2 separate regions of the Homo sapiens genome follow, and region 1 is linked to region 2. Evidence: chromatin loops called from intact Hi-C (ENCODE). Cell type or tissue: transverse colon. All regions are shown on one strand. Each heading gives the region's core, and the rest is flanking DNA. Links, peaks and the distances in the headings are about the cores only. Region 1 holds the start of CCDC74A (coiled-coil domain containing 74A). Region 2 overlaps LINC01120 (long intergenic non-protein coding RNA 1120).

Evidence for each region. A loop is a pair of places that touch in the nucleus more often than their neighbours do. Peaks named below come from ENCODE experiments on the same cell type or tissue, not always from the same donor. Only the 100,000 strongest peaks of a DNase experiment are listed, where the experiment ranks them.
Region 1: it touches region 2 in a loop (5-fold over the local background); 25 of 110 quality-filtered maps call a loop at or near these places.

What each region holds. Positions count from the first base shown.
Region 1 is chr2:131,521,367-131,532,844 of GRCh38, reverse strand. It overlaps CCDC74A (coiled-coil domain containing 74A), which reads right to left and starts at 4,957. Exons shown (of 8, transcript NM_001258306.3): 1 at 4,625-4,957; 2 at 3,154-3,198; 3 at 2,018-2,068; 4 at 1,043-1,181; 5 at 64-256. The coding sequence starts at 4,874. It also overlaps the pseudogene SMPD4BP. RefSeq lists enhancers at 3,440-3,489, 4,769-4,818, 10,537-11,261 and silencers at 4,869-4,948, 5,019-5,098. In transverse colon, for the core only: no CTCF peak of the experiment used is centred there; a DNase peak (open chromatin) is centred at 5,054; H3K4me3 peaks cover 2,035 bases; H3K27ac peaks cover 1,400 bases.
Region 2 is chr2:131,407,152-131,418,629 of GRCh38, reverse strand. LINC01120 (long intergenic non-protein coding RNA 1120) reads right to left here. Exons shown (of 3, transcript NR_036499.1): 2 at 11,098-11,478; 3 at 10,402-10,785. Among named protein-coding and RNA genes, the nearest start is that of LINC01120, 10 kb to the right of the region's middle. RefSeq lists a silencer at 4,503-4,749. In transverse colon, for the core only: a CTCF peak has its summit at 5,284 (motif pointing left); no DNase peak of the experiment used is centred there; H3K27me3 peaks cover 4,751 bases.

The sequences.
Region 1 (11,478 bases), core at 1,937-9,936, 110 kb before region 2:
GCATGGTGGGGCCTGTGGCGGTGCCAGACTGCCCAGGGCCACCCCCACCACCCAGGGCCTCACCTCTTGGGTCTGCAGGAGGTTGGTATTCCACAGCTCGCGGATGAGCACTTCGCACTGCCTAAGTGTGGTGGGCTTTCGCAGGGGAAGGGGCAGGATCATTGGGGGGTGTGCCCCCGCCCCCATCTGCCTGCCCTGGTGCTGGCTGTTCCCCATACAGGCAGCTCCTGCATTAGAGGCCTCTGCTTTCTCCTTTCTGAAACAGTCATTGCAGCAGCCAGAGGTGACCTGCCCAGGTGCGTCTAACCACCCACCCAGCATACCTCCCCAGGCAGCGCCCAGGCCAATGTGGGGAAGAGGGCCTGGTTCCCCTCTCCCACTGAGCAGGGTGCTCTGGGCACCAGGTGGGGGTCTCTGGGACTGGGGCCTGTCCCTTTCTCCCCTCTGAAGGTGCCCTAAGGGTCAGATGGGCTTCAGTGGGTGACCAGCTAGCTGCCAGGCTGCTCTTGATCGTGACCCCACACCCAGTGGGGCATCTTGCTCCAGGCCTGGTCTTGGGATGTGCAGATGCAGGAGCCTGTCCTGCTGGTTGCGCTGCTGAAAGTGTGCACTCTGTAGCATCTCAGGGCAGTCCCGCAAACTCAGGGATCACCAGAACCTGTTCCTACTCTGACCTGCTGGCCTAGTGCCCTCCAAAGGCAGGCTGTGGCCAGGGGCAGCAAGCCTTCTCTTGGTAAGAATATTACTTTACTTTTCTCTGAGGAAGTGGTTTAGGGGCTGCTACTGGCCCCCCTCGTGGGCTCAGGTCAGCACAGGTACTCTGCAGGACCCCCAGGGGAAGGGAGGAAGACAGCGCCCACCGATGGGTAGAGCGTGGCCGTCATCTGCTATCATGAGCCCAGGAGACAGGCCCCTGGAGCTAGGGGCAGAGCAGTTGGCTGACTGCAGGGCGTGAGCCTAGTAAATGTAGTCATGGGGCCCTTAGGGTGCAGGCAAGACTTACCTGGCCTGCCCTTGCACCCCAGGAACACCCAAGCCTTACCTGGCCTGCCCTTGTACCCCAGGAACTTTGTCCAGCTTGCTGTTGTGAAGTAGGGGCTCCTCTTCCAGGTCCGCCTTCTGGGAGACGTCAGCTTTTGAATCTTGCTTGTTGAAGGAGCCGGGCTGGGGCCTGGCCTTGCCTTGAGAGTTGGCTGCAAGTCAGACCCTACAAGGCCGGTCACTGCAGGCACCAACAGTCACCGCCCAAGTTTTCCAGGAACAGCTGTGTGTACCCAAGAAGCCCCTGTCCCTGCCTCAGTTTCCTCCTCTGTAAAGGGAAGCCTGCCTTGGAGGGTTCTGGGGGGAATCAATGTGGTTCTGAGGGTGAAGCCCATGGGTGGTGCCTGTGAACACTCTAGAACAATCAACATAGTGGAAGCTGGCCCCATCTTGGGTAAAATGAAACTGCATGAGAGGCTTGGGACCCAGCCTGCATGGGTTTCCTCGGCAAGGACAAGGCCCGTCTAGCACCTGGGCCCATCACAGGAATGGTGGGGGTTAGGGCAGGGCTGAGGAAAATGCCCGGCCTCACAGAGTGGGGAAAAGAGGCTCTCTGCTCCCGGCTCACTCTGCAGAAGGTGCCATGAGCCCAGGGCTCCGTGGGCAGTGCCATCCCTCCTGTGTCCTGCCTGCTTGTGGCAGGGACACGGCCAAGCAGGGCTGCTGCTGGGCAGCCAGGGTACATCCTCCCTAGAAGGCCACCCGGGGAGGCCCCTCCTGCCTGCTTGCTGCCCCGCCCTGGGGTGCCTGCTGTGAGGCCTTACTGCCCTGTGACTGGTCCCTGGTCCTGCCCACCCCCCCTTAATCCCCTCCCGGTGGCTTCAGCTTGCAGGGCTCTTTTCAGCTGCACCTTCATCCCCAAATCCTGGAGCTTGGCCCAGCAGAGGGCGCCTGGTCAGCACCCCTAGAGGCCACCCAGGCTGGGGTCCCCGTGGGGCACTCACCCCTGTGAGCACATGGACGCCAGCCTGCTCACCTGAATTAGAGATGGACTTGACAGACTGGAAGCTTGACATGGAGAGGCTGTCTGCAGGAGAGCGCACAGTGTCGGCGCTACCGCCCGCAAGACGCCCACGCTTGCCTCCTGGCCTGTGTGTCCGTGAGGAGCCCTCCTTCAGCCTGGCAGGGCTGGGTCCTCCCGGCTCTACCCACACTCCGTTGATGCAGACCCAGCGAGCGCCCAAGGGAGCAGAGGCCCTGGAAAGGTGGTTTCCTGAGGGGCCATCTGGAAAGCAGGAGGGCTTGGGACACATGGAACAGCAGGTCCCGAGGGAAAGCATGGCCTCTTCCCGTGTCCTGTCAGCGTCCCCAGCACTGCAGGGCTGGGGCTGCCGACTTGGGCCACACTTTGCCCAGAACAGCTCACTGGAGTTGCCACAGCGGCTAGGGAAGGGCCCTCCCTCAACCCCCTTCTCCATGTCTCCCTGGGAAGGGAGAGCCCTAGGCACTGCCCCAGCTGCGATGTTCCCAGGCTGGCTCCATCCACCAGTCAGATGTCCTCCTGATGTCAGCCCCAGCCCCAAAGATAATGGGAAGTGAGCTTGAGACCACAGCCCAGGATCCTGGGCTGGGTGGGGGCCGCTGTCAGGATGGGGAAGTGCCTTGGACAAGTGGCAAGGAAACAGGACTCTGCTTCCTCCCTTTGTCCCCATGGTTGCTGCCCAGATGGCAGGAAGGGATCCCTGGATGGAGTGTGTCCAGAGCCCCTGGGCCCCCAGCATGTGAGGACTCAGAGCCATAGGGCTGGAAATCCTGGGCCTGGCCACAGCAGCAATCTGAGGCAAAGATCTAGCAGGGCAGGGGCTGTCCCAGGGGTTCCTTCCCATTTCAGCTCTACTTGGAGGAGGGAGGTCTGGGGAGCACCCTGTGCCCACCTCCCCACTGCAATGACCTCAGGCCCTGGGCTTCCCGAGAGCAGCACGTGCTGTGCTTGGCTGCATAACATCGTCCAGCCACGGCTAGAGGTAGCGGCATCTGTCCAGGTCCCCCAGAACCTGTACCCACTGGGTTGGCATACAGGGGCCAGTGCAGCCAGGTGGGCAAGGACAGTCTGGAGGGGCTCCCCTGGGTGGCAAGAGCATCCCATCAGTCACTGAAGGGCCCAGTTCTCACCTTTCTTCTGTGATGTCTGATTCATTATGAGCTTGTAATGGAGATCTGAAAGCAAGCACACGCTCTCCTCAGCACTTGTGAAACCACAGCTATTCTGAGAGAAGAAGCCTGGCCTGTCCTCTCCTGGCTGCTGAGCCCAAAAGTCCTGCCCCCCCACTGGCTGATTGGGCCCTGCCCCATGGATCCCGCTCTCCACCACGCCTTCGTCGTGGGTGTCAGGCCAGGAATGGCCCTGCCTGTTCCCTAGGCAGAGCCCACCGGGCATATCGGCCTCATCCATCTGAGATGACTGGAGGGCATCCACACTGCCCAGGCAGGGCCTGGGCTTTAGGGGTACAGAGGTGAACTCCGGAACCCCTGGCTATGGCAGTGTCATGATCCCGTGGGGATCAGGGACTGCGGGGGAGGCTCAAGAAGACATTAGGAACTGGGCGTCCTGAGGCTCAAGAAGACATGGGGAAGCGGGGTCCTGACAAAACAGACGCCTGGTGATGGGATACTCGGCACTCAGGTAAGGCAGCACCAGGGAACGGGGCGGGAGAGGAGGCCGCGGGCACTGGTGCCCTTGCTGGAGCCCTCCTGAAGCAAGATCGAGGAGCGGAGCCACATCCCACATCCTGGCGGGCCCTCCTTCTGCTCGGGGCAGGAGGGGTGGGGGAGGAGGGAGGGAGAAAGGGGGGCGTGGGGGTGAGGAGCAGCTAAGGGTGCAGTTGGGAAGGCCCCGCCGGAGGACAGCATGGGCACAGGCGAAGCGGGGACGGGGTGGGGGGCGGGGGAATGCCTGCTCCTGATCCGATGTGTTTAGCTGGAAGAAATTCATTGAGCTGCGCACTCGCACTTGGGCACGTTTCCCTGTATAAAGTTTTTGTTTTTGTTTTTTTGAGACGGAGTCTCGCTCTGTCACCGAGGCTGGAGTGCAGTCGCAAGATCTCGGCTCACTGCAAGCTCCGCCTCCCGGGTTCACGCCATTCTCCTGCTTCAGCCTCCCGAGTAGCTGGGACTACAGACGCCCACCACCACGCCTAGCTAATTGTTTTGTATTTTTAGTAGAGACGAGATTTCACCGTGTTAGCCAGGATGGTCTCGATCTCCTGACCTCGTGATCCGCCCGTCTCGGCCTCCCAAAGTGCTGGAATTACAGGCGTGAGCCGCCGCGCCCGGGCCCCTCTATAAAGTTTTTAACAGAGGTGTGTCTGACCCTGCTTGGAGAGGAGAGGATTGGCGGAGTCAGCATCTGAAATGCTGCTGCCCTACGAGACAGGCAGACAGGGTCGGCACTGCCCGGGGGCCACGCGGGTCTCCCTCTGGGAGGAGGGGACAGCTCAGCGTGGCAGGGCGGGCTTACCGTCCTGTGTTCCCCCTGAGCCCAGGCGTGTGCTGGAGTTGATGGCTGTGTTTCTGTGCTGCGGGAGCGGCAGTGTTGAGTGTGCCTGGGGAGGCAGGGCCGGCCTAGGGCCCCGCGCCGGCTCACCCTTGTTTTCCCGCTTCAGATGCTCGATCTCCTCATGGAGCTTGGCCAGCATCTCCGAGTGCTGCTGCTGCAGGAACTGCAGGCTTTTCTCCAGGTCCAGGTTCCGTTTCTGCGGGTCGCTCTGCCTGAGCTGCGGGCTCTGCGGCCTCAAGGACTGGACGCCCACAGAGGGGCGCTGGCGCCGGCGCCGAGAGCCCGGGGTCGGCGAGCTGGGGGGCCGCGTCCCAGCCGCCACCCCCGCACCGCTCATATCGCCATCGCCAGGTACTCTCCCGCTGCCACTGCACCCCGGCTCAGTGGCCAGGCCGCCCTAGCCTGGCGCCCCGTCACCATGGAAACCGGGCGACGGAAGGCGCGAGGCGGTTGGCGGGGGCGGGGCCTGTCGCTGGCTCTTCCTGGGTGAGTAGTGATTTACAAGGCATCCAGGGCTGGGCGCCGGGGCTCACGCCTGTAATCCCCGAAGTTTGGGAGGCCGAGGCGGACGGATCATTTGAGGTCAGGAGTTCGTGACCAGCCTGACCAACATGGCGAAACCCCAACTCTACTAAAAATACAAAATGTAGCCGGGTGTAGTGGCGGGAGCCAGTAATCCCAGCTACTCTGGAGGCTGAGGCAGGAGAATAGCTTGAACCGGGAGGCAGAGGTTGCAGTGAGTCGAGATCGCACCGCTGCACTCCAATCTGGACGACAGAGACTCTGTCTAAAAAAATAATAATAAAAGGCATCCAGGCATCCTTTCCAGCCTGAATGGAAAGTGAGACCCCGTCTCTAAAAAATTAAAAGAAAAAAAACCCGGGCATGGTGTCTTGCGCCTGTAGTCCCAACTGCTCGGGAGGCTAAGGCGGGAGGATTGCTGGAACCCCAGAGGTCGAGGCTGCAGTGAGCTATGATGGCACCACTGAACTCCAGCCTAAGTGACAGAGTGAGATGCTGCCTAAAAATAAGAGGCTGGGCGCGGTGGCTCACACCTGTAATCCCAGCTACTCCGGAGGCTGAGGCAGGAGAATCACTTGAACCCAGGAGGTGGAGGTTGCAGTGAGCCAAGATCGCGCCATTGCACTCCAGCCTGGGTGACAGGGTGAGACTGTGTCTCAAAAAATAAATAAATAAATAAATAAATTTAAAAATAATAAAAATAAAAAGAAGTCTTATTTTTTTTACAAGGCCTGCCCTCAAAAAAAAAAAAAAAATCACAGCCAGGCCAATCATAATTTTGCCAGATACCAGCAAACCTGGAGGAAGGGAACATAGCTAACCCCAGCCTGCTCTGGCTCTCCTTTCCCCACATCTTACTGCCACATCAGCGGGGCTCCTGTATAATAACAGGGGATACAAGTGAAAGAACTGCTCATCTCAGAGCTTATTCAAGAAATCTCTAGGAAACCGTAAAGGCAACAGGGAGACAAAAACTAAGACACTAGAGGAGGTTTAAGCCTCTGACACCTCCAGTTAACAAACAGAACACATGGCGCAACCCCTAACCAGACCAACATAAAACTTCACACAGAAAGTCCATTTACTGGTTGAGCACGACCAGCCCTCAACAAAAACTTGCAAGGCATAATAAAAAACAACACAGTTTGAAGACACAGCAAACATCAGAGCCAGACTTAAATATGGCAGAGATGTTGGAATTATCAGACCAAGAAATGGAATACAACTATGATTAATATGCTAAGGGCTCTAATGGAAAAAGTGGACAACATGAGATTACAGACTGATAATGGGAACAGAGAAGTAGACATTCTAAGAAATAATCTAAAGAAAATGTGAAGGCCAGGCAGGGTGGCTCATGTCTGTAATCCCAGCACTTTGGGAGGCCAAGTTGGGCAGATCATTTGAGGTCAGGAGTTCAAGACCAGCCTGGCCAACATGGTGATATCCCATCTCTACTAAAAAATACAAAAATTAGCTAGCGTGGTGGCATGCACCTGTAATTCCAGCTACTTGGGAGGCTAAGGTGGGAGGATTGCTTGAATCCAGGAGGTGGAGGTTGCAGTGAGCTGAGATCATGCCACTGCCTTCAAGCCTGGGCAACAGAGTAAGACTCCATCTCAGAAAAAAAAAAAAAAAAGGAAAAAAAAGAAAAGAAAATGCGAGAAGTTGGCCAAGCACAGTGGCTCACACCTCTAATCCCAACATTTTGGGAGGCTGAGGTGGGTGAATCACTTGAGGTCAGGAGTTCAAGACCAGCCTGGGCAACATGGTGAAAACCCATCTCTACTAAAAATACAAAAATTATTTGGAGGCCGAGGCGGGCGGATCACGAGGTCAGGAGATCGAGACCATCCTGGCTAACACGGTGAAACCCCATCTCTACTAAAAATACAAAAAATTAGCCGGGCATGGTGGTGGGCGCCTGTGGTCCCAGCTACTCGGGAAGCTGAGGTAGGAGAATGGCGTGAACCCGGGAGGCGGAGCTTGCAGTGAGCCAAGATGGTACCACTGCACTCCAGCCTGGGCGACAGAACAAGACTCCATCTCAAAAAAAAAAAAAAAAAAAAAAAAAGGCAGGCATAGTGGTTTATATCTGTAATCCCAACTACTCAGGAGGCCGAGGCCGAAGAATTGCTTGAACTCAGGAGGTGGAGTTTCCAGCAAGCTGGGATCCTGCCACTGCACTCCATCCCGAGCAACAGAGTGAGATTCTGTCTCAAAAAACTAAAAGAAAATGTAAGAAGTCAAAAACACAACAGAAATGAAAAGTCAGGTGCATGGCTGATGCCTGTAATCCCAGCACTTTGAGAGGCCAAAGCAGGAGCATCTCTTGAGCCCAAGAGTTGGAGACCAGCCTGGGCAATATAGCCAGACCCTGTCTCCACAAAGAACTAAAAAATTTGCCTGCATGGTGGTGCACACCTGCAGTCCCAGCTACTGAGAAGGCTGAGATGCAGCGAGCCATGATTGCACCACTGCACTCCAGCTTGGACAACACAGAGAGACCTTGTTTCAAAAAAAGAAGGAAAATGATATAGGAAATTTGGATCTAAAAAAAGGGAAGTGCATTAGAGAAGGAATAAATTAAGATAAAATATAATCTTTATTTTTTTTTAACAGATGACAGTTTGCTCAAAAAAATTATGGCAACATGTATTCAGTAATTATGGTTTATGGACAGCTGGAATGAATGGTAGCAATATTACTGCTGGGAGGGAGGATATCCTGAGTGGAGAGAAATTCATCCAGGCAGGAGTGCAGTGGTGCGATTATAGCTCACTTGCAGCCTGGAACTCCTGGGCTCAAGTCATCCTCCTGCCTCAGCTTCCCTAGTAACTGGGATTACAGGCACACACCACCATGCCTGGCTAATTTTTTTTTTTTTTTTTTTTTTTTTGTCTTACTATGTTGCCCAGACTGGTCTCAAACTCCTGGACTGAGGCTCTCTTCCTCCCTCAGCCTCCAGAAGTGTTGAAATTACAGGTATGAGCCACTGTGCCTGGTATGTGGTTGCTTTTGAATGTCCTAGTCCTAAACATCTGGTTCCCAAGAAGGAGAAAAGAAAAATGAAGGCAGGAGGAGGTGCTGATCCATAAAAACCTCCTGGAAGGTGTGTACCCAGGGAGGCAGTGAGGGTTGAGGAGGGACGTTGCAAACATAGCAGTGGAGATTGCAGCAGTGGCTGCCTGCCTCTTTGTCTGCATTTTCACAATCAACAGCAGCCATCATCAATCAGAGCACAGATCCCCAGTATTTGGAGGATGGGGCTCTTATTGCCCGCTCTGGTTCCTGCAAGCTATAGGGAAGCTACTGCAGAAATGTATGCATGGCTGCTTGCACCACCAATTTAAATGCCACTTTCTTCTGAAAACACCCTTACAGACCTGCCAGGAAATAATGTGTAACCAGATATGAGTGCATCCAGTGGCCCAGACAAGTTGACATATAGAATTAACCATCAAAAGTCCACCCCTTGTCAACCTGGCACCCATACACATCTCCTTAAACCATACTTACTCTCCAAATAAACACAATAACCCAGTGTTATTGTGTTAGCAGTGGAAGGTGTCCGAGTTAATAGTGTTAGCAGTGGAAGGTGTCCAAGTCACTGGCAGTGAATCCGGATGGGTCTTCAGCAACCACAATTCTTGGTTCCTCAGAAGAAGGAATTCGACTGAGGAGCATAAGGCAGAAAAAGAGACCAAAGCAAGTTTCAGAGCAGGAGTGGAAGTGTATTTTAAAAGGCTTTAGAACAGGAAAGAAAGGAAAGTATGCTTGGAAGAGACCTAAGTGGGCACATGAAAGTCAAGTGTGGTGTTTAACCTTGATCCTAGGACTTTCTAGACTAGCCCCTTTCCCATGATCCTTCCCATAGGGTGGGCTGCCCACATGTACAGTACCCTCCTTACCCTTGGGAGTTCCTAAACACATGCAGTGTGTTTAGGAAACTGTATGCATGCCCATCTGAGGTTTTCGGGTGGGGTGCCCCTGGAAGGTCATACTCCACTACTTTGTCTCTTAATGCACATGCCTGGGAAGTTGATTCTCCCTGGAATCTGCATTCAATTAACACTTTAGTGAAATAGGTGTGGCCCATCAAGAAATGGCCTGTCCCTGGCGCCAGCTGCCAATTTATCACTTTTATTTTTTATTTATTTTTTGAGAGGGAGTCTCTGTCACCCAGGCTGGAGTACAGTGGTGCGATCTCGGCTTACTGCAACCTCTACATCCCAGGTTCAAGCGATTTTCCTGCCTCAGCCTCCCAAGTAGCTGAGATTAGAGGCATGCGCCACCACACTAGCTAATTTTTGTATTTTTAGTAGAGATGGGATTTCACCATGTTGGCCAGGCTGGTCTCAAACTCCTGACGTCAGGTGATCTTCCTGCCTCAGCCTCCTAAAGTGCTGGGATTACAGGCGTGAGCCACTGCGCCTGGCCAAAAGTAGGAATTCTTGACTGGGAAATAATTAGATATATTTCGGCACCTTGTGACTTGAGAAAATTATGCTAGGAATTCTGGCTTCGGGAGTCAAGGGAAGCTAGCTTAATTTTTACAGTGAAGGCTACATAAGAGGCCTCTCTCCAGCGTGGTGGCTCACACCTGTAACCCTAGCACTTCAGGATGCGGAGGCGGTCCCATCACTTAAGCCCAGGAGTTCAAGATCAGCCTGGTAACACAGTGAGACCCCGTCTCTACAAAAAAATTTAAAAATTAGCAGGGTGCGGTGGCGCATGCCTGTAGTCCTGGCTACTTGGGATGCTGAGGCGGAAGGATTGCTTAAGCCCAGGAGTTAAGAGGCTGCAGTGAGCTGTCATGGTGCAGTGCACTCCAGCCTGGGCAATATAGCAAGACCTTGTCTCAAAACAGAGAGTTCTCTCTCATTTATATTGGAAATGTCAGGGTTATTGGTGAGAGCTGGCCTTTAGGGGATCTAACTTGCTCTTGGATGTCCAAGGGGAAAGGTATAGATTTCTCCTGACTGCACAGGGCCTCTGCTTGTGAGTTGCTTGCACAAGATGATCAGAATCTGACTTACCTCGGATCACGGGGGCGCTGGTATATCCTAGCGGTAGATCGTGGGAGTGGGCCACGAATGGGATCCAGGGAATGGGATTGCCTCGGGGCAAGGAGGACGATGCGGAGGTGCAAGGGGCAGGGGTGGTGTCAGGACAGCCTGAAGCTGCGCTGCCAGAGGCTCTGGGCCACGTGGTCAGAAAAGCATCTGGAGTTGGCCTGTCAGCAGGGGAGTGTGGCCCAATGGCAAAAAGTCAAGGGCATCCTAGGAGCTGAGGAGGCGGGGGCAGTGGCAGTTAGGCCAAACCACTCTGGAAGCATCCAGGGGTGGAGACGAGAATGTGCAGGAGCTCCTGCCTCCAGCCTGGCCTCCCTCCTCCTTGTGCCCCAGACAGAACTGCTTCCCCTGAGTTGCTCCAACTCCAGTCTTTCCCCAGAAGTCCCTCACAAGTGCCTCCTGGCCGGGCCCCACCAACTGCATTTTGCTCTCATCCCAGCAGTCCCATTTTCTCTACAGTGAAAGTTCTTGGCAAAATTTAAATCCCGTTTTATTGGCGAGGTCCCTACCCTGCTACCTGGAAGTGGCTGGAACCTAGCTGCCCGCTGCTGCCCTTGCTCCCCAGGCAGAAGCCACTGAGCACCAGCTGGCCTTGTGGCCATCGCTGTCCAGGTCCCAGCCCCCAGGACCCTGACCCCTCACTCAGCTTTGCTGTTCTTGGTTCTCAGTGCGTTTTTGCCTGCCCCCCACTCCTGGCCAGACAGTTCAGCCCCCAGCAACTCCCGCAATCCTTGGAGCTTCTGGAAGCCATAGACTTGGCGGCACATGTTCCCGGTGGTCAGCTTTTCTTTGAGAACAGGGTCTCACTCTGTCACCCAGGCTGGAGTATAGTGGCGTGATGAAGGCTCACTACAGCCTTGATCTCCTGGACCCTGACGATCCTCCAAACTCAGCGTCCCAAGTAGCTGGGACCACACATGTGAACCACCATGCCTAACTTTTTGAATCTTTTGTAAAGACAGGGCAAAGTCTACTGTGCCTCTGAGAGAGGAAAGCATAGGAAGCCAGAGGCCCAGGCCTGTGGACACTGGGGGGAGGGGCCGACAGGGTGCCCAACAGTTGTTTCTGCAGCCCCCGTGTGCTCAGGGACTCTGTATAGGTGAACCTCCTAGAGACTGAGCCCAGGTGCCAGAAGACTCAGAAGCAAGGACATGTTTATTCAGATCCATGGTCGTTACAAGCTTCATTTTTGGTCACAGGCCCTAAAATGCCATTATTCTCAGTTTACATCAAAATACAAAGCCCAACATTTACAATTTCAAAAACATTAAAGCAAACCCCCAAAACCCCACACCGAAAACAAAGGCTTGGTTTGGAAATCACCACTGAGATGCTGTTCTCCCT
Region 2 (11,478 bases), core at 1,842-9,841:
AAATTAGCCGGGTGTGGTGGTGGGTACCTGTAATCCCAGCTACTTGGAGAGCTGAGGCAGGAGAATCACTTGAACCCGGGAGGCGGAGGTTGCAGTGAGCTGAGATCATGCCATTGCACTCCAGCCTGGGCAACACAAGCGAAACTCCATCTCAAAAAAATATATATATTGGCCTTTTGCTAACACAGTAAGCATGTATTCTCTATAAAGCATTCAATAAACGCACAATGTCAAGAGGAATTAAAATCCTATCTAATCCCACTCACCACTACACAGAGGTAATCACTGTTAGTATTTTGACATATAATTCTCCAAGTGTTTCTTACGCACTTCTAAAATGATTTGAACAAATAAAATTAGGAGCCTACTATACATGTGTTTCCTAACCTGCCTCCTTCACTCGGTCCTTATTGAGATCAGTTTTCATGTCAAGAAGGTGGATACCACCTCATTTCTAACAGCTGTGTTATATTCCATAGTAGGCATTACTCAACAAACCCTTTGCTCTTGGATACTTAGTTTATTTCTTCACTGACCACACTGAATAAACATCTCAATAGCCAAACATCTGTGCACATCCTTCATTAGTGCCTTGGGATAAGTTGGTTTAAATAGCATTGTTGGGCCAAGGAGTATGCTCAGCAAGGAAAATTATTCATCATGTTGTCAATTATGCCCCAGAATGCTTGGACCATCGGTGTATGGAAATGCTGACTTTCAACCCCTAAGATTGTTTCTCCCTCCCCATATTTGTTATACATTTAAAGTTGGAACTGGTGACCACCTTGGGCAAGCTGCCTCCCTTCATCTGTGAGCCATCAGCTAACAACATTCTCAGCACTTCCAACACTGCTGGCAGCTGGGAAAATGAGTGATTTGAGCATCTCAAAGTATATAGCTAAATGGATGGATGGATAGATGATTGATTTCTTAACTGCCGGAAATGCCTATGCAACCTCCTCTATTTTTTAATGACTCACACTTAATAATAATCCCACTTAATAATAATATAAATCACAATAATAATCACACTTAATAATTATTATTATTACTTAATAATAATGTAACTGGTTAACTAGAGAAACTGAAGAATTAATAGCAGAGCTGCCAATAGATCTTCTCTGCCTTGCCTCCTTTTAAGATACATGAGAACCTACAGAAATAGTCTTAGCTTTTACTTTCCAGTTCTAAACAAATGCAGACTGACCATACTTTTGGTTTCTTTCCTTGGATACCTATAAAATTATTCTATTCTTACAACAAAACCCCTGGACTTGTACTAGCTTGAGGGTGTTTCCTGTTGGGGGAACCTGTCCCTGAGTGAAAAAGAAGGGCAGTTTTTTGTTTTTTGTTTTTTTTGAGACAGAGTCTCACTCTGTAGCCCAGGCTGGAGTACAGTGGCACAATCTTGGCTCACCGCAACCTCTGCCTCCCAGGTCCCTGTTCAAGCAATTCTCCTGCCTCAGCCTCCTGAGTAGCTGGGATTGCAGGCACGCATCACCATGCCCAGCTAAGTTTTGTATTTTTAGTAGAGACGGGGTTTCACCATGTTGGCCAGGCTGGTCTTGAACTCCTGATCTTGTAATCTGCCCACCTTGGCCTCCCAAAGTGCTGGGATTACAGGCGTAAGCCACCACACCCGGCCGAAGGGCCCATTTTTACCACAAGTTTCTATCTGCTATTATCACCAATTCAAAAAGCAAAAATAGTTATTTGGAATCATGGAAGGAAACGGTTGAATGAGACCTCAGAAGTTACAATCTCGCTTGTTGGAGAAAGGCTGTGTGAAAGTTCATCTGACTTCTCGCACATAGTTAGAGACAGATCTGGGCCCTCGAGTCTTCTGAATTTTAATTTGACAAACCAAAGTGTACTGATTTTTTGGTAACATAAATCTGGGCTGCTAGGGGGACTACTTATTTAGCATCATAAAAAGAGCAATGGGATAATGAAATTTCTGTTTCTTGTTATAGTCTGATATACGCTAATACTAATGATATTTCCTAATGGAAAATACTTTTGAAAAGCATTTTTCCCTGAAATATGTATTACATCATAATCAAAGACATGTCAACCAACAATATCAGTTAATTGTCAAATTTGTGACTTAACTGATAAGGAAGCATGCCATGTTCTCCAGATGAATGAAGCACCCAAGATAAGAGTATCTACTTTAAACTACCCTAAAGAAGATGCTTAAGCCTAGGATAGCAATGAAATATCCGCCTTTATTATTCAAACAACAGAGATAAGCAAGCAAATAAAACAAAAAGACCGCAAATCCCAAAGTAGCTACTCAAAATGTCAAAGTTAGCATTTTGGTGTGAATCCTCCCAGGCTTTCTTTCTGTTTTAGTGTTTAAACTTAGTAAGGCAGCATGAAAATTTCTCCATATAAAGAAACGTAACAGTATGTTTATATTGCACAGTTGCATAGTGTAGATGTATGAGTTTATTTTACCAATAATTTATGAAAACCGACTTTTAAATGTGGTTCCCAAGACATGCCAGGGTAAGACAGGTTTCTGTGACACAAATAAATTTCCGCCATTATTGAATACTCAAGATCATAAAAAACATTGGCATAAAAAAGTGCAAGGCTTACATGTTTTCTGTATTTTGTCTAATGAACATGTGTTGCTTTTATAATTATCAGATACTACAAAAATATTATCAGAGATACATATAGAATGTAGTTTGGTTTAAAGTCATTTAGACATGCTAACTTGAAAACTATACCCTTGATCATATGTGTTTTCACCTGGGTCCTCGGAGAAGCAAATGCCAAAACAGAATTAAATGTGCAAAATGCCCATGAGAGAGAATGGGGGGCGGATCTGGGTAGGGCTGGGAGAGCTATCAGAGCACAATGGATGTCCACCATGAGTGAAGGAGACAGGGAAGAGAGAAGGAATGCTGGGTGGAAGCATTCCGGATTGCCGCAATGTCAAAGAAGGTTTGGCAAGGCTGTTTGGGAGTCTTGAGCCAGTCATCTGTCAAAGGAATCCCTCATCTACCAGGGGCAGCTCTAAGTATCTTGGTGTGCTCAGTCACTGACTGGGAGCAACCCATAGGTAGAGTGGTCTTGCTGCAAAGGTGGCAATGAATTTCAGAGTGCAGGGATATAACAGAACCCTTGTCAATTATGGCTCCTGTCCTGTAGTTGGAGGTTGTGATTCTCATTCTCACAGTCATCACAGTATGACAATCATAAAAACATTAAAATTTGACCACTACGTTTTCTAGCACAATCTATAAAGTAGTGTCAAGCAACAAAATGTCTCCGTTAATTTCTGTAATTGGCAGCCACACACAATTTAATCCCTAAACCTTGGACTTTTGTCTTCATGCCTTTTCATGTCTTTTTTATTTCAAATTTATTGAAGACAGAATACGTTGATCACACTATAGATCTTACAGTATTTATTTGCTCTGCTACCTGAGAGAAATCTTTTTCCACTAGAATGTAATAAAATATTTTCAAAAAGGTAATTAATGGCAAGAACAAAGCCATAGTGTATAATTTTGCCTTTACAGCATAGGTCTAATATATTAGTTGTGATATTTATATGAGAACAATTTTATAACCAAAACATGCACCTGCAGTATCTCAATGAGAACTACTTTATAGTGGCCAGTATGGCTCACTTTAATGATGTAGTATGAAAAGGGAAAAGAAGCCAGGCACAATGGCTCACTCTTGTAATCTCAGCACTTTGGGAGGCCGAGGAAGGTGGATCACCTGAGGTGAGGAGTTCAAGACCAGCCTGGCCAACATGGAGAAACCCTGTCTTTATTAAAAATACAAAAAATTAGCCAGGCGTTGTGGCACACACCTGTAATCCCAGCTACTCAGGAGGCTGAAGCAGGAGAATCACTCAGACCTGGGAGGCGGAAGTTGCAGTGAGCCGAGATCGCGCCATTGCACTCCAGCCTGGGCAACAAGAGCAAAACTCCATCTCAAAAAAAAAAAAAAAAAAAAAGAAAGAAAAGAAAGAAAGAAAAGAAAAGGGAAAAGAATATACTATACTAACAATTAAATTTAGCTAACAGAGAGGATTCATAATCGGAGAACTATTTCTAAATTTCATAAAATTATGAGAACTTGAATAATATAACAAGATGTAAAGACCTTAAGCCAAAAAAATGGTATTATAAATAAAATTTCATCATGGTGCCAAAAGAAATCTAAAATAACATTGTTAATTCAAACTGATGGATTTTTAAAGTTCATTAACATTTTCATAATAACTCTAATCATTTAAAATATTTATTATGTCATTGAATTATTTCAGGAGCTGAAAATCATGTGGACAATTCCTGAGTCAATTTTCTCCCTTTTTGGAAAGCATAAAATGTCCCACTTTGGCGGTCATCCAAAGTAGCTTCCAATGGGTCAGCAGGTTGAGACATAGTACCGACAGGTGTCAGTGTCAGAGATCCCCTTCAGTGTGCAGAAAGGGGGCCACGACAGTCCAGCTAGAGGGCTGCAAATAGAGGACAGCATATTTTATAAAATCTGTCCATTTTCCACAGGGCATGCCAGGAAGGTGCTGGAGAGCATTAGGCTTGAATCAAGAATGCTTTGTGTGTCCTGTCATGGAACAGGGCTGGAGGGACTGAGTGGGGCCATCAGACTCTGGCTTTAGGGTCAAGGTGCATGACTGAGCCAGTACTAGAGACTGTTCTGTCTGGGGGAATTCATGCAGACATTGACCTCATCCCAGCAAAATCCTCCTAATCTGTTTGGCTGTTGGGATAGAGGCGCTTCCTGCACAGGGGTCCCATTGCCTACTTATTGAGCCTGTCCCTGAATTCAGACCCACATCCCACCAAATGGGTATCTCATCTCTTGACAGTTCTCAGCCCCAAGCTCCAAGTTTTTCCACTGATTTTTCAGTCTTTACTTGCCTCAGCCACAATGGTCCAGGACATGATTTTACTGCCTAAAGTCCAGCTAAATTTCAAGACCAGCCCACTAAGCTGAGGCCCAGGTGACTTTCCAGCCTTTTAAAATCTTTCTTCCCCAGGGGGAAGAAGATATTTCCAGGTACTGCCAACCCCAGTCCTTGCATGTCTGCCTCTTTGTTGCTGTGTTCCACCCACTAAATTCAATCCCCTTGAGACCAAGATGAACTCAAATTAAAGCTTAATCGGATCGATCTCTTTAGATATTATTAGATTTCTGGCTACTTACTTCAATTAGAAAGAAATGGCCTTTATGGCTTGTGTACGAAATCTTTGTACAGAATTCGTCACATATAGGCACAACTGAGTGTAGCTTGCCCTCTGCTGGTGAAATACAGTATCACGTTCAAGAGAGTTTTTGTTTGTTTTTTCCAACGCATTCAAAGAGCCGGACCACTCTTGAGGCAATAGCAGTGCACAATCATATTGTTAATACCCAAATACTATCAGGCCATGTAAAGCAGCAGATAATAATATTCAGCCTGCAGGAGCAGGGAAGGTTAAGGAAGTGTGGGAAGTGAGATATTTACTGTACTTATTTCTCTACACAATCTAAAGGAAGCCAATAATTGATTTACTTTTTTTTTAATGCATTCTGGAAAAAAACTGAGAAATATCCTTACTGATAACTCCCATGTACATAACTAGATTTTGTATAATTTAACGCTGTTCACAAACATTATGTTTCTCAAACATTATGTTGGAATATGAAAATATTAGAGTAATCTGTTACTAATGCTGAAGGATCAAAGTTTGTGGGTCTTTTTTTTTTTTTTGAGATGGAGTTTGGCTCTTGTTGCCCAGGCTAGAGTGCAATGGTGCGATCTTGGCTCACTGCAACCTCCGCCTCCTGGGTTCAAGTGATTCTCCTGCCTCAGCCTCCACCATGCCCGGCTAATTTTGTTTTTTTTTTTAGTAGAGACAAGGTTTCTCCATGTTGGTCAGGCTGGTCTCGAACTCCCGATCTCCGGTGATCTGCCTGCCTTGGCCTTTCAAAGTGCTGGGATTATAGGAGTGAGCCACTGCACCCGGCTGTAAGTCTTAATTTTATTAATGTTAGAGTTAAGAAATTACTTAAGAAAGTTAATCATTCAACATTATTCTCACTCGTCTGTAATCCAGTACGTTCTCCTGAGTGGAATGGAAAGGAGGGTGTCACAGCTAACATGCTGGGAAGTGCATATTACTCTAGCTATGGGCTTAAGAGCATGCCACTGCAGAAAACGTCATTCAGAATACATCGTTAGAGAGAAAACAAAAACAAAATTGGCTTACTACCTCCTATCACTGGGGACATCTGCATTATCTTACCATCAGGGAGTTAGGCACACAGCCTGCATTGTCCTGCAGCTTGCAAATTATATAAATGTATATGCCAGCTTTTCAGAGTTTTCTGCAAGAAAGTTTAGAGTCAAAATTTCGACCCATTTTAAATAGGCAGTATATGCATTTGTATTTAACTCTACTCCTGGCTTTATTTGATCTCTCCTATTGTCTTCTTCTCCACATTCCATGCTCCTCCCCGAATTATCTTGTTGCATGTTGTGTGCATTTATATACATTAAGTCTTTTGATTATATGTTAATATGAACTTATGTGTTATCTTCTCAAAGTTCTAGAAAAATAAAGATTGCATAATAAAATAAATGACAGTGCTGTATATTAATCTCTAAGTAAGCAGTTACCAGTTTCCATATTGGGAGTTTTGCACACAAATCAGAACAGGGAGATGGGCCTTTTTCTTTATCTATAGACAGCCTGATTGAGCAAGTAAGCAGTCACAGAACATTTACATAATGAACAAACATTTGTGACAGGGTCAAAAACAGTAACTTGTGAGCAAGCACAGCTTTCTACCCAACTCATTCCAGGATTCAGAACTGCTGGTTAGGCCAAAGGTGAGAAAGAGAATTGGAAGGGGCTGAGAAAGACACCAGGACTGATTGAGCAGCTCCTTCTGAACATGACGGACAGGCTGGAGTGTTAAGGGGGCTGTGGGGTGGCCTGGGGGAGCAGCTGGGGGTTCAGCAGGACTCTCAGGTCAGAGATGCCCAGGAAAGAGATTAGGGAGCTTGCTGTTATTGTTATATTTTGTTTAAAAAAATTCCTTTATTTTAAAATATCTCTTTAAGAGCTTTATTAGAGGCTTACTTTTTTCTTCAAAAAAAATTTTTTTTTCAGACGGAGTCTCGCTCTGTCGCCCAGGCTGGAGTGTAGTGGTGCCATCTCGGCTCACTGCAAGCTCCGCCTCCCGGGTTCACACCATTCTCCTGCCTCAGCCTCCTGAGTAGCTGGAACTACAGGCACCCGACACCACCACGCCTGGCTAATTTTTTGTATTTTTCTTTTTAGTAGAGACGGGGTTTCACCGTGTTAGCCAGGATGGTCTCGATCTCTGGACCTCGTGATCCACCTGCTTCGGGCTCCCAAAGTGCTGGGATTACAGGCGTGAGCCACCGCGCCCGGCCTGTTTTCTTCAACTTTTAAGTTTAGGGGTACAAATGTGCAGGATGTGCAGGGTACACAGGTCAATGTGTGTCGGGTTGGTTTGCTGCACAGATCATCCCATCACCTAGGTATTGAGCCCAGCATCCATTAGCTATTCTTCCTGATGCTCTCCTTTGCCCAATCTCCTGACAGGCCCCAGTGTGTGTTGTTCCCCTCGCATATGTCCATGTGTTCTCATCGTTCAGTTCCCACTTATAAGTGAGAACATGCGGTGTTTGGTTTTCTGTTACTGCATTAGTTGCTAAGGGTAACGGCTTCCAATGCCATCCATGTCCCTGCAAATGGCTGCATAGTAGTCCATGGTGTATAGGTACCACATTTTCTTTATCTCATCTGTCACTGATGGGCATTTGGGTTGATTCCACGTCTTGCTATTGTGAATAGTTCTGCCATGAACATACACCTGCATGTATCTTTATAATAGAAGGATTTATATTCCTTTGGGTATCTACCCAGTAATGGGATTGCTGGGTCAAATGATATTTCTGGTTCTAGGTCTCTGAGGAATTGCCACACTGTCTTCCACAATGGTTGAACTAATTTACACTCCGATCAGAAATGCTTACTTTAGTTAAGGGTTTTGATGTTAAGATTACATGCATTTTCTTTTAAAAATGTAAAAGTAGCTTAATTTTGCATCATTTTGGAGAGGGCTTTGTAGACTTAGCTTACAAGGGATTTTCGTGCTTGTCTAGGAAATCATTCTTCCTTATTTCACTATTTTTGTTACTATTTTTTTAATCCTGGCAATATGTCAGGGTTGTGTGTATAAAATTTGCAATTTCAGCAATTTAAGTGTACAAATCAATGGTATTAATGACATTTACGTGGTTTGCAACCATCACCACAAACTATCTCCAAAATATTTCATCAACTTAAAACTCTATACTCATTAAGCAATAACTTATAATTTCACCCTTCCTTCAGCCCCAAGCTGTTTATTTACTTTTTATCTCTATAATTGCCTGTTCTATGTACCTAATATAAGTGAAAGCATCAATATGTGTTCTGTGTCTGACGTTTCATTTAGCAAAATGTTTTCAAGACTCATCCATGTTGCAGTATGTATCAATACTTAATTCCTTTTCATGGCTAGATATTCCATTTATGTTTATATCACACTGTTTATTCATTCTTCTGTTATTGGACACTTGGGTTGTTTCTGCCTTTTGATTATTGTGAATATTTTTTCTATAAACATTAGTGTACACGCATATGTTTGCATCCTTGTTTTCAATTCTTTTGGGGATATACCTAGGAGTAGAATTGTTGGATCAAATAGTGATTCTACGTTTGACCTTTTGAGAAACTGCCAAACGATGATCCAGAAGAGGCGCCATTTTACATTCCCACCAGCCCAAGGTGACTGTGGGTTTTTCAACCACAGAACACTGTTTTCAAGCAATGCCCACTGTTTTTCCTAGCAGAATGGTTTCTGGGTCAGGTAAAACAGAGATGATGAATACCTTCTTCAGACAGCCTCTGGAAAGATTAAAACAGACAAGCATAATCATTTGTGAATCAGATCTGCTCTCCTCTCTGGAACCAGGGATAAGGGTCCCAGCCTGGGGAATCCAGCCTGCCGTCTTCAAGACTATCACCAAGCTGGACTTGTGGGACAAGCAAAAATGCCACACAGCTTTCATATCATTTTTAAGTTTCCTTTGTGTTGATCCAGCATTCTTTTAGTTGCCGTACACCTTTGATTATTTTCCCGGTTCTCACAAAGTTGGTTCTGACAGTGTCTGGTTGTTTATTCAACATTCCTATGGAAGGATGGGAGCTTAGAGCTGCCTTCCCTGCCATTTTGCTGACACCACTGCAATGGAGCATTCTTGACTCCCCTGCCCTAAGAGTTTGACTTACTCTGCATTCAAATGTCCTCTACCTAACATGACCAAAACACAACTCGTGGTATTTCCTTCTAACCTGCTTCTCTCTTGTGGGCCGCCTGTCTGGGAATGGTTAGATCCTTTACTCAGGTACTCAAGCCAAGAAGAGTTCTCATTTCCCTCTTCTTCTGATTGGTAGCCAGTCAGAACTGTGGCTGCAATACAGCCTTCTAAGACTTGTCTGATCATTCCACTTATGACAAAGTTTCTTTCTTTTTACAACACCCCAGGCTTCTCTCATAGTTCACTTTGATTACTGCAATGCCTCCTGCCTGGATAGTTTGTATCTCATTCTCCCTCTCCCCACTTCCTGTATGCATCTGCCCACAGAACTCATTCTTACCCCTAGAAGTAACCCAAAGACACATGTTCATATTCTATCCCTTGCTCTTGGAGTCATAAGCTGCTTTGGGACAAGGACTGCATATATCCATCCCTGCAACAGTTTCCAGCATATAGAACAAGCTGAACAAATGATTCCTGAGTGTCTGGAACAGACCCGAAATACCAGCCCTCAGAGTGATTAGACACAGTGTAGTATACATTAGTAAGACAGAAACCAGCAAAATGTCTATGCATGTAAATATGATTGCTTAGAAACTTGAAAAACTGAATTCTCTTTCTTGCGTCTTTATCTCTGATTTTGAAAATCCTACCCATTCTTCAAGGTCTATTTTTATTTCTTACTTTCTCCAGCTCCTAACCATGGAATATATTCCTGCCAATTCTGCACTGAATTATACACTCACTGGAAATCCCCTATATCAGCCCTAATGCTTCCTCCACCACAAAGTGGAGGAATATGCAGATGTTAGGAGAGAGACAGCAGAAGCAACAGAAGCTAGAAACAGAGTGTAGCTTCAATGACAGACCAGCCTGCCAGTAATTCATCACTGACATGCTTCATAATGTACTGCCTCATGGTGGCTATGATGAAATACTGTTACTGTGAGTTTTGTCCCTCCACTAGATTTGCATTTTCCTGAAGGTAACAACCTTCATCAACCAGTTTTGTATTAATCAAGAACCCACAGTTCAAGCAGACATACAATATATATTTTCCCAACATAAATTTTCATGTGTTGTTCATGCCTTGGTCTGCTATTGAGCTGGACTTCTGAAATAAACTGTGTTATGCTAGAAATAACTCATAACCAAAGTGTCTCTCCAGCAAAAGCAGGGAGGAAAGTGTCACCTTTCTCAGTACTAAGATTTTTCCTTAGCAAACGGGTGATCTCAGAGTAAGTACCGCTTGCCAGAATCGCTGAGTCCGTTTTCAGAGAGGAAGGAAAACGCTGTGAGCATCAGATCATGCTGTGTCCTGTGTGCATGGGTCTTTTCTTCAGTTGGTGACATTAGAAAACCATCTGGGAAATAACGCTCAAGGCAATGGCTCCCAAATAAAGCATAGAAGACACCTGTGGAAAGGCCCAAGAGTTTGTGTAAGATTTTCAAAATGATTTTGGTTGCACAGTCAACACTATTTTCAAGAACACATTTCTCCTGAGGAAAATGCTCTCTGCCATGCAGTTTGTCACTGAAGCTGTCATCTATGAGTGCCATCTGGACCAAGTTCCAGTTTGGTAATGGGCTCTCACATACATTTGCCCACCAAGAAATTCTGTAACTCATCTACAATGTCCATGGTAAGATTTGCATATCTTAGTTCAAATGAAATAGAAACCTAAAGAAATAAAATTGCCATCTCAGACAAAGAAAGAAGACTTTACCTTGTGAAGAGCCACAGCCTATTCCGAGGAAGTCTCTCTGGTCCGCTCCCCTCCAGGTGGTCCCTGAAATCTAGGAAACGTAGAGTCACTGTCAGCCACGGGAGCTGCTGAAGGACCTCTGGCAGCCTTGGGTGCTGAGGACGAGGACTGGTGTGTGCAGAGGAGGTGGGTGAGAGCACAGGCTGAGCTGCTGCTGGGCCACCCTCCTTGGTGGTGAAGGAAGGTAAAGGAGACCATCAGGAGAGCCCTGGAGGACAGAGCCTCGGGTCTCTGTCTAAGCCACCCTCATCACTGTGAAGTAGGCAGTGTTCACCCAGGCAGCACACAAATGCACGGCATCACTCCAGGACAGGGTCTCCTCACAGAAAGAGGCCTGGTAAA